Regions from separate parts of the Homo sapiens genome. Here region 2 is linked to region 1. The links are chromatin loops, found by intact Hi-C in ENCODE. Cell type or tissue: heart right ventricle. All regions are shown on one strand. Links, peaks and the distances in the headings refer to the core of each region. The heading gives the core; the rest is flanking DNA. Region 1 holds the start of AZU1 (azurocidin 1). Region 2 holds the start of MISP (mitotic spindle positioning).

What was found. Peaks named below come from ENCODE experiments on the same cell type or tissue, not always from the same donor. Only the 100,000 strongest peaks of a DNase experiment are listed, where the experiment ranks them.
Region 2: a loop joins it to region 1, with 2.2 times the contacts of the local background. A loop is called at or near these places in 5 of 110 quality-filtered maps.

The regions. Positions count from the first base shown.
Region 1 is chr19:827,778-833,134 of GRCh38, forward strand. AZU1 (azurocidin 1) reads left to right here and starts at 60. Exons shown (of 5, transcript NM_001700.5): 1 at 60-127; 2 at 453-609; 3 at 1,785-1,929; 4 at 2,931-3,164; 5 at 3,939-4,241. The coding sequence starts at 70. The coding sequence ends at 4,100. In heart right ventricle, for the core only: a CTCF peak has its summit at 2,569; no DNase peak of the experiment used is centred there; H3K27me3 peaks cover 2,776 bases.
Region 2 is chr19:750,403-755,759 of GRCh38, forward strand. It overlaps MISP (mitotic spindle positioning), which reads left to right and starts at 710. Exons shown (of 5, transcript NM_173481.4): 1 at 710-769. In heart right ventricle, for the core only: no CTCF peak of the experiment used is centred there; a DNase peak (open chromatin) is centred at 2,732; H3K27me3 peaks cover 1,343 bases.

The DNA of each region.
Region 1 (5,357 bases), core at 100-5,099:
GGGACGCCACCAACTGCCAAGGCCTGTGTATAAGGGCAGCCGCCGCCTTAGCCACAGACCTGCCCCGCCATGACCCGGCTGACAGTCCTGGCCCTGCTGGCTGGTCTGCTGGCGTCCTCGAGGGCCGGTGAGTGCCTCTCTGTGCCGGTGGTCCCCCATCTGTGCTAGGGCCCGGCTGCCAGGGCAGAACTCAGACTTAAAGCACAGAGAAGGCAAGCGGCTTGGCCTGGGTCACACAGCCAGCCCGGCCTGGACGATCCCGCGAAAGGCGTGAGGGCGGACGGTGTGCGGGACTCAGGGGCCCCCTGTCCTCTTAGGGAGTGGGACGATGGGGGAGGGTGGGTCCCCCCGCAGCCCCACTGGGTGGATAGAGCTGAGGCTGCAGCTTCACACGCCCTCCCGGCCACTGTGTGGATTCTTGGGGATCTCAGAGCTGTCTCCCCCCGACCCAGGCTCCAGCCCCCTTTTGGACATCGTTGGCGGCCGGAAGGCGAGGCCCCGCCAGTTCCCGTTCCTGGCCTCCATTCAGAATCAAGGCAGGCACTTCTGCGGGGGTGCCCTGATCCATGCCCGCTTCGTGATGACCGCGGCCAGCTGCTTCCAAAGCCAGTGAGGGGTCCTGGGGAGGGGGCCTAGGGGGCATTGGGGCTCAGAGAAGGGGCTTGGGGGGCTTAGGCATTCAGTGGGGGTGCTTGGTAGGTGAGGAGGGGAGGGGATTGCAAAAGGAGGGGCTCAGGGAAAGGAGGGGGCTTGGAGAGGGAAATGGGGACTGAGTTGAGGAGGGACCCAAGGATATTGGGGGGCTCAGATGGAGGAGGCCCAGAGAAGGGAAGGGGGTCAGATGGAGGAGGCCCAGAGAAAGGAAGAGGCTCAGATGGAGGAGGTGCAGTGAAGGAAAGGGGGTCAGATGGGGGAGGCCCAGAGAAGGGAAGGGGCTCAGATGGAGGAGGGGGCCCAGAGAAAGGAAGGGGCTCAGATGGAGGAGGTGCAGAGAAGGGAAGGGGGTCAGATGGGGGAGGCCCAGAGAAGGGAAGGGGCTCAGATGGAGGAGGTGCAGAGAAGGGAAGGGGCTCAGATGGAGGAGGTGCAGAGAAGAGAAGGGCCTCAGATGGAGGAGGTGCAGAGAAGGGAAGGGCCTCAGATGGAGGAGGTGCGGAGAAGGGAAGGGGGTCAGATGGAGGAGGTGCAGAGAAGGGAAGGGGGTCAGATGGGGGAGGCCCAGGGAAGGGAAGGGGCTCAGATGGAGGAGGGGCAGAGAAGGGAAGGGGGTCAGATGGGGGAGGCCCAGGGAAGGGAAGGGGCTCAGATGGGGGAGGCGCAGAGAAGGGAAGGGGGTCAGATGGAGGAGGTGCAGAGAAGGGAAGGGGGTCAGATGGGGGAGGCCCAGATAAGGGAATGGGGTCAGATGGGGGAGGTGCAGAGAAGGGAAGGGGGTCAGATGGGGGAGGCCCAGATAAGGGAAGGGGCTCAGATGGAGGAGGTGCAGAGAAGGGGAGGGGGTCAGATGGAGGAGGCTCAGAGAAGGGAAGGGACTCAGATGGAGGAGGGGGCGCAGAGAAGAGAAGGGGCTCAGATGGAGGAGGAGGCGCAGAGAAGGGAAGGGGCTCAAGATGGGAAGGGGGCCCTGGAAAGTCTCGGCTCTGCTTCTGTAAAAGCGGGGGAGTTTTCAGGGTGAAGGATTGCAGTCTGCAGGCTGGGATCCCCCCTAATTTGCAAGCCGGCTTGCTCTGTGCCCAGGCCCCAGCCTGGTGTCCTCCCTCTGCCCTTTCCTCCGCTACTCTCAGGAACCCCGGGGTTAGCACCGTGGTGCTGGGTGCCTATGACCTGAGGCGGCGGGAGAGGCAGTCCCGCCAGACGTTTTCCATCAGCAGCATGAGCGAGAATGGCTACGACCCCCAGCAGAACCTGAACGACCTGATGCTGCTTCAGGTGAGAGGATGGTGCCACCTGTGATCCCAGCACCTCGGGAGGCCGACGTTAGCCAGGGAAACAAGTCCAAACTTGGTCTCTACAAAAAAATACAAAAATTAGCCGGGAGTGGTGGCGCGCACCTGTGGCCCCTGTGCTTCAGGAGGCCGAGGCGGAAGGACGGCTTGAGGTCAGGAGTTCGAGACCAGCCTGGGCAACATGGCCAAACTCAGTCTCTACAAAAATATATATGTGTGTGTGTGTGTGTGTGTGTGTGTGTGTGTGTGTGTATCTTGCCGGGTGAGGTGGCTCATGCCTGTAATCCCAGCATTTTGGGAGGCCGAGGTGGGCGGATCACGAGGTCAGGAGATTGAGACCAGCCTGGCCAACATGGTGAAACCCCATCTCTACTAAAAATACAAAAATTAGCCAGGCATGGCAGCGGGCGCCTCTAGTCCCAGCTACTCAGGAGGCTGAGGCAGGAGAATCGCTTGAACCCGGGAGGCGGAGCTTGCAGTGAGCCGAGATCGCGCCCCTGCACTCCAGCCTGGGTAACAGAGCCAGACCCTATCTCAAAAAAAACTTCCAAAAACAATACAGCAACACATACAGATGTACCACGGTTCGCGTATGGAGCCTCCTGTTGGTGGAGACTGACGTCGTTTTCAAATGCTTTTGCTATGACAGAATCATGTGAATGTTTTTCATGTTTGGTTTTTTTCTTTGAGAAAATGATAAAATTATCTCAAAAATATCATTAAAAAATTTAAAAAAGTAGAGACGGGGGTTTCACCTTGTTGGCCAGTTTGGTCTCGAACTCCTGGCCTCAAGTGATCCACCCACCTTGGCCTCGCAACGTGCTGGGAATACAGGCGTGAGCCACCGCACCCGGCCCCTGCCGGGAATTAAACGCAAACCACTTACAGACTACAGTTAATGTCGCTGACACTTCTGCTCCCAGGGGTCCCCATGAGGCTCCAGTCCCCAGGGCCACCCTCCCCTGACTCCATTTCCTTCCCCAGCTGGACCGTGAGGCCAACCTCACCAGCAGCGTGACGATACTGCCACTGCCTCTGCAGAACGCCACGGTGGAAGCCGGCACCAGATGCCAGGTGGCCGGCTGGGGGAGCCAGCGCAGTGGGGGGCGTCTCTCCCGTTTTCCCAGGTTTGTCAACGTGACTGTGACCCCCGAGGACCAGTGTCGCCCCAACAACGTGTGCACCGGTGTGCTCACCCGCCGCGGTGGCATCTGCAATGTGAGTGCTCCCTGTGGCGGGAGGAGGGGTCCTGAGAGGTACTGAGCTCTCCGTGGCAGGAGAAAGCAAGTGCAGGCTGAGGGCGGCACAGCAGGGGGGCCCCAGGATTGAGCATTTTCACGGTAGGAGAAACAGTATCTTTTTTTTTTTTTTTGAGACAGAGTCTCGCTCTGTCGCCCAGGCTGGAGTGTAGTGGCGTGATCTCGGCGGCTCACTGCAACCTCCGCCTCCTGGGTTCAAGCGATTCTCCTGCCTCAGCCTCCTAAGTAGCTGGGATTACAGGCATGCGCCACCACGCCCGGCTAATTTTGTATTTTTAGTAGAGACAGGGTTTCTCCATGTGGGTCAGGCTGGTCTCGAACTCCTGACCTCATGATCGACCCACCTTGGCCTCCCAAAGTGTTAGGATAACAGGCATGAGCCACCGTGCCTGGCTGAGAAACAGTAGCTATCAAACGCCGGCTGTGAGCCACGTCTGTGCTGGGGGTTGGGGACCCAGCAGGCATGGTAGAGCCGGTCACTGAGGGACTCAGGCGTGTGATTGCCAGGGGAGGGGCACCTGGCCCAGCCTGGAGGTGCCAGGAAGCTCCAGAAAGCAACTGATCCCAAAGTCCACTAGCAGTTAACCAGGGCAGAGAAAGAGAAGAGCCATGCAAAGGCCCTGGGGCTGGATCAGGACTTGTAGGTTCCAGGGGCAGCAAGAGGCCTCTGCAGTTCTGGGGTGGCGTGGGAGCCAGGCCCTGGGACGCCCTGACACAGCTGCTGCCTGCCCAGGGGGACGGGGGCACCCCCCTCGTCTGCGAGGGCCTGGCCCACGGCGTGGCCTCCTTTTCCCTGGGGCCCTGTGGCCGAGGCCCTGACTTCTTCACCCGAGTGGCGCTCTTCCGAGACTGGATCGATGGTGTTCTCAACAACCCGGGACCGGGGCCAGCCTAGGGGGGCCTGTGACCTCCCATGGAGCCCAGCCCCGCCCTCCACACCTCCGGCGCTCCGCACCCACCTCCCACGGCCCCGCCCCTGCCCCCGCTCCGGCCAGAGGGGCCCTGGCTGTAATAAAGAAGCCGATCTCTCCTCTGCTCCTGGTTTCTGTTCATTGGTGGGGGAGGGGGCTGTGGGGACGCGTGAGTGGCACCTTCACCGGCCTTAGGGGCACCCACCGCAGGTGCACTGCCTGTGCAGATGTCAGATGTTCAGAGATTCCCTCAAAGCCCGGGAAGCAGGGGCTGGTGTTATCTGCACCCGACAGCGGGGTGTTGGGGGGAGGCCCAGGTTCAGAGAGGTTGGGTGGCTGCCCAGAGGTCACACAGTGAATGCCGCCCAGCACTTTGGGAGGCCGAGGTGGGCGGATCACCTGAGGTCAGGAGTTCAAGACCAGCCCGGCCAACCTGGTGAAACCCCATCTCTATAAAAATACAAAAATTAGCCGGGCATGATGGCGGGCGCCTGTAATCCCAGTTACTTGGGAGGCTGAGGCAGGAGAATCACCTGAACCCGGGAGGCGGAGGTTGCAGCGAACCGAGATGGCGCCACTGCACTCCAGCCTGGGCGACAGCGAGACTCCAGCTCAAAAAAAAACAAAAACCACGGGAGAAAACGGGGAACATTCTCCTCTTGGATCCAATAGAAACAGTAAAACGTGAATATGAAATAATAAATATAATTGTATATATAAATAATACAGAATAAAATATGAATATGATGGCTGGATGTGGCAGTCACATCTGTAATCTCAGCACTTTGGGAGGCCAAGGTGGGAGCATCGTTTGAGCCCAGGAGTTTGAGACCAGCCTGGGCAACGTAGTGAAACCATGTCTCTACAAAAATAATTTTTAAAATTATTAAAATTACACAGGAGAGGCCGGGCACAGTGGCTCATGCCTGTAATCCCAGCACTTTAGGAGGCCAAGGCGGGCGGATCACGAGGTCAGGAGATCGAGACCATCCTGGCTAACACGGTGAAACCCCGTTTCTACTAAAAATACAAAAAATTAGCCAGGCGTGGTGGCGGGCGCCTGTAGTCCCAGCTACTCGGGAGGCTGAGGCAGGAGAATTGCTTGAACCCGGGAGGTGGAGATTGCAGTGAGCCGAGATCACGCCACTGCACTCCAGCCTGGTGACAGAGCAAGACTCCGTCTCAAAAAAAAAAAAAAAAAGCCGGGTAAGTGGCACCTGTCGTCCCAGCTACTCTGGAGG
Region 2 (5,357 bases), core at 225-5,224, 77 kb before region 1:
TTGGCCAGGCTGGTCTCGAACTCCTGGCCTCAAGTGATCCGCCCGCCTCGGCCTCCCAAAGTGCTGGGATTACAGGTGTGAGCCACCAAGTCCGGCCCCCTCGTATGGGTTTTTATGTGGATGGGGCCTAGGGAATTCCTCCCAGCAGCCCTGAGGGAGCCCGGGCGTGATGTTCCCCCACGTCCCGGAGGAGAAAACAGGGCTAAGAGAGGTCAGGTGGGATCAGAACCCAGGCCACACCAAACCCCCCCGAGTCTGCCAAACCTGGTTTATGCAAGAAGGGGGCCATCTAGGGGAGTTGCCCCAAGGGGTGGGCTGGGCCAGAAGGCACGGACGGGATTGGGACTCAGCCCCTCCGGCCCCCCAGGAGACACAGGCCACTGTGCACGCTGAGCTGCTGTGTGGCCCTGGACACCTGCTGACCCTCTCTGAGCGGTGCTGAGAGGCGGTGGGAGGGCCAGGCAGCCAAGGGAGGTTTCGGCTGAGTTCTGGCTCCTCGGGGCCACCTGGAGGCCCTGGGGGTGGAGGGGCAGCCGGCAGCGGGCACGGTGCCCGCCCTTGCCCAGCCTGGTATCCTCTTTCTCCCTCCTCCTCCTCTGGACTTTGTTTCCTGATCCCAGGTGGGGCTGGGGGGAGGGGGCACACCTGCCTCCCCTGGGTGGGGCCTCTGTTCCCTGGCAACCTGGCGGGCAGGGCGGAGCTGGGAGGCCTCTGTGCCCATCGAGGAGTCAGAGTGGAGGCTGCAGACTGTGGAGCCGGGAGCCGGCAGGTGAGGCTGGGGGCGCCCCGGGCCGGGCCGGGCGGGGATCCTGTGTGGGGCGGTTGGATCCACATTTGGCGTGGGAGCGTCATGTGTCTGTGGGCGGGGTCTGCTTGCCTGGCGGCACTTGGGATCCAGGGAGGCCCCCTGCCCCACCCCGTCACCCTCGGAGCCTCCCTGAGGCACCTTTCCCTCTGCCCCCGCTAGGTACTCTGGGGCCTCAAGGGCACCCACTGGGAGAGCAGAGAGGCCCTTGTCCCTGAACTCTGCTGGGGCTTTTGAACCCCAAATCCCAGAGCCCTCCAAGGGAGGGGCCGGGTTGGCACCCCCATGGTCAGAGGCCAGAGGGGCCCCTCCATGGTTCTGGGAATTCCAGAGGCTTCTGGAGAGATGCTTATCCGTCCCACCAGGCCCCTGACTGGGAGGCTCTGGGCAGTAAACACCCCCGTGGGGCTGGGGGCTGGTTTGGGGACACGGAGGAGGGGTGGCTGAGTACAGGCGGAAGGAGTCTCAGGCCGGGGCTGGGGACTTGGCCTGGGTCCTCGGGTGGGGGTGAGGTGGTAGCCTGGGATCCCGGGCAGCCAGCAGGGACTCGGCCCAGCGTCTGCCGGTGGAGCTCCGCCCAGGAGCCCAAGGAGCTGAGATGACTCAAGGGTGACTGCAACCCTGAGGGATGGGAAAAAGGAACGGGGCCCTCCCTTCTGCATGGCCTCCTTGTCTGAGTCTCGGCCCCACAAGGGAACCTTTGCCCCTCACATAGAGCCAACTGGCTGATGAGGAAGGAGGTGTGGCACCAGGGTCCATAAACCCAGTTTCATTCTGGTATCAACAGAGTTCAGGGTGAGGCTGGGAGGAGCAACCCAGGGGGCTTCCTGTAGGAGGGGGTGATTTGGAGCAAAGTCTGAAAACTGGCTTCAGACACTTGCTCTGTCATCGCTGTGTGACCTCAGATGAGCAGGTTCTCCTCTCTGGGTCCCAGCTCCCTCTCTCGAAAACCGGAGTCGAAAACGGTTCCAAGGTGTTGCAGGAAGAGTCTCAGGACGCCGAGGTCCTTAGCCACCGCCGGGCCTTGCAGGGGCCATCTTCCGTCCTGGGGCTCTTCCCCCGAGGGCAGCGCCGCTGCCCAAGAATGCCGGCCATGAGAGCCGCCGTGGATCCAGGGGTTTTTTTGGCCGACACAGTGAAACCCCATCTCTACTAAAAATACAAAACTTAGCCGGGCGTGGTGGCGGGCGCCTGTAGTCCCAGCTACTTGGGAGGCTGAGGCAGGAGAATGGTGTGAATCCGGGAGGCAGAGGTTGCAGTGAATGGAGATCGCGCCACTGCACTCCAGCCTGGGCGACAGAGGGAGACTCTATCTCAAAAAAAAAAGCGGGGGGCGGGGGTGGGCACTGAGGCACAGGCAGCAGGGGAGGGGGCCCAGTGGCCTTGAACCCAAGAGCTGGACCCCAGGCCCCACCCGCTGGCTTCAGTGAATCACTGGGGAGGAATGAGCAGAGGAGGATGCGTGCCTTCATCCCCACCCAACCCCGACCCCACTGGGAGACCCGGCACCTGCTCGAGGCTGGGCGGACAGCTCCCTTTCTCCCGGAGTTGACGTCTGATGTGGGTTATAAATCCCGCTGTGTAAACGTCTGTCCACTCACTGGGCAAACATTCCTACACCCGCCCTCCCCGGGGAGCTCCAGGGTGCAGGGCGTGGACCTGCCCAGCCCTTCAGGGCCAGAAGGCACGGTGGAGCCGGTCTGCATTCCGCAATGAGCCCGACCCCCACGTCTGAGCAGCTGGGATGAGTGGTGTTTGCCCAGCCAGTATTTATTAGGCGCCTGCTGTATACCAGACTCTGGGCTGCAGGAAGGGTGCTGACCTGTGGCCACAGCAGGCGAGAGCGAGGCCTGGGCTGACGGTTTCGGGTGGGAGAAGGCAAGGCCTTCCGTGAGCTGGGCAGGCGGCGTCCACGGAGGAGGAGGCCTCGGGTCAGGGGAGCCATCTGTGCGTCACGCTTTGGGAGGAAGCTCAGCTGTTTGTGTGGGATTTATTCACCAATGCCGCCTGGTTTTCAATGTTTCCCCTATTTTAGTTTCTGACATTTGATACGCGCGGAAGATTGCATGACACATTGCGTGTAGTTTCAACACGGCTCCCCACGGTCTCTCCACTTTATGCTGTTTGATGCCACTTTCCAGTTCAGAGAGGGGCTAAGTTTTTCTTTTTTTTTCTTTTTTTCTTTTTTTTTTTTTTTGAGGCGGAGTCTAGCTCTGTCACCAGGCTGGAGTGCAATGGTGCGATCTCAGCTCCCTGCAAGCTCCACCTCCCGGGTTCACAGCATTCTCCTGCCTCAGCCTCCTGAGTAGCTGGGACTACAGGCGCCCGCCAGCACACCCGGTTAATTTTTTTTGTATTTTTAGTAGAGATGGGGTTTCACCATTTTAGCCAGGATGGTCTCGATCTCCTGACCTCGTGATCCGCCAAAGTGCTGGGATTACAGGTGTGAGCCACTGTGCCTGGCCGACCCTGTCTGTTTAAAAACAAAAAAAAATGCTGCTGGTTGGTGTAAAGGCAGCAGATCTAAATAATAGCCTTGGTGGCCCGGGAGCGACAGTCCTGCTTTGTGGGGGTTTGTTTTTCTTTTGAGACAGGGTCTTTCTCTGTCACCCAGGCTGGAGTGCAATGGCACAATCTCAGCTCACCGCAACCTCCACCTCACAGGTTCAAGTGATTCTCCCACCTCAGCCTCCCAAGTAGCTGGGATTACAGGCCTGAGCCCCTGTGCCCAGCCGACAGTGCTTTTTTTAGGAGTCAGGAGCTCAAGCTTTTGAGATCCCTGTGTCTTCAGGTGAGGCTTCCTTTCCTCAACTATGAAAGATGATGTCTGCTGGACACGGTGGCTCACGCCTGTAATCCCTGCACTTTGGGAGGCCGAGGCAGGCGGATCACCTGAAGTCAGGAGTTCAAGACCAGCCTGGCCAACATGGTGAAACCCGTCTCTACTAACAATACAAAAATTAGCCGGGTGTCCTGGCTGGGCGCGGTGGCTCACGCCTGTAATCCCAACACTTTGGGAGGCCGAGGCGGGAGGATCACGAGGTCAGGAGATCAAGACCATCCTGGCTAATATGGTGAAACCCCGTCTCTACTAAAAATACAAAAAATTAGCCAGGCGTGGTGGCGGGCGCCCGTAGTCCCAGCTCTAGGGAGGCTGAGGCAGGAGAATGGCGTGAACCTGGGAGGCAGAGCTTGCAGGGAGCCGAGATCGCGCCACTGCACTCCAGCCTGGGCGACAGAGTGAGACTCCGCCTCAAAAAAAAGAAAAAATTAGCCGGGTGTGGGGGCGGGTGCCCGTAGTCCCAGCTACTCAGGAGGCTGAGGCAGGAGAATTGCTTGAACCCGGGAGGTGGAGATTGCAGTGAGCTGAGATCACGCTACCGCAGTCCAGCCTGTGCATCGCAGCGAGACTCTGTCTCAAAACAAAAGACAATACCTAAGACGGGTGCTGGGTACAAGGCCTGACATGAAGGAGGTGTTCAGATGATGGCTCTGGGGGAGGGGCAATCTGGGTTACTTCCTGGAGGAGGTGTCCATGGGCTTCAGCAGAGGAAGCCGTGGAGAAGCAGAAACAGGCAGCCTCGAGACAGAGAGAGCTGCAGGTAGAGGAGGAGGGCGAGGTTTGGGGTGGAGGAAGAGGGCCTGGTTTGGGGTGGAAGAGGAGGGTCTGGTTTGGGTTGGAGGAAGAGGGCCTGGTTTGGGTGGAAGAGGAGGGTCTGGTTTGGGTGGAAGAGGAGGGTCTGGTTTGGGGTGGAAGAGGAGGGCCTGGCTTGGGGTGGAGGAAGAGGGCCTGGTTTGGGGTGGAAGAGGAGGGCCTGGTTTGGGGTGGAAGAGGAGGGTCTGGTTTGGGGTAGAAGAGGAGGGCCTGGCTTGGGGTGGAGGTGCCCACAGAAATTGGGGTTTCGTGCTAAGGCCAGGAGCAGGGTGTGAGAACTGTGCCCTGCAGATGCCAGGAGCCACAGAAGCGATGCGAGCAGGTGTGTGACCTCCGGGAAGGCTCCTGGAACTGAGCCCAGCAGCAACCTGGACCCTTGGGAGAGGGCGAGAGCCGGAAGGCACTGGGTCAGGGTGTCACCCGCTCGCTCCACGGCCCCACCTGGGCCCAGCGGGACAAGGTCCACGGTGTTCCTTTGCCCATCCTGGCTTTATGGCGACAAGGCCCAGGCGGGGATGTTGTCTCAGATGGGACGAGGTGTCCAGCTGGGCAGGGCAGGGTGGAGAACCAGGATGTGGGAGCCGGGAAACTGGAGTTGCTGTCAGTCCTTCTCTCTGGGCCTCAGTTTCTCCATTTGACATCCCTTAGCAAGGGGCCATCTGTAATTGTCAGATGGAAAAATCCCACACCAGGAGTCTCAGAGTGAGCTCAGGGTGGAAAGGCTCAGTGCACAGGAGACACAGATAAATATGGTGCGGCCAAGGAAGGCTTCAGAGATCAAGGCTGAGGCCAGGCGCGGTGGCTCACGCCTGTAATTCCAGCACTTTGGGAGGCCGAGGCGGGCAGATCACCTGAGCTCAGGAGTTCGAGACCAACCTGGCCAACATGGTGAGACCT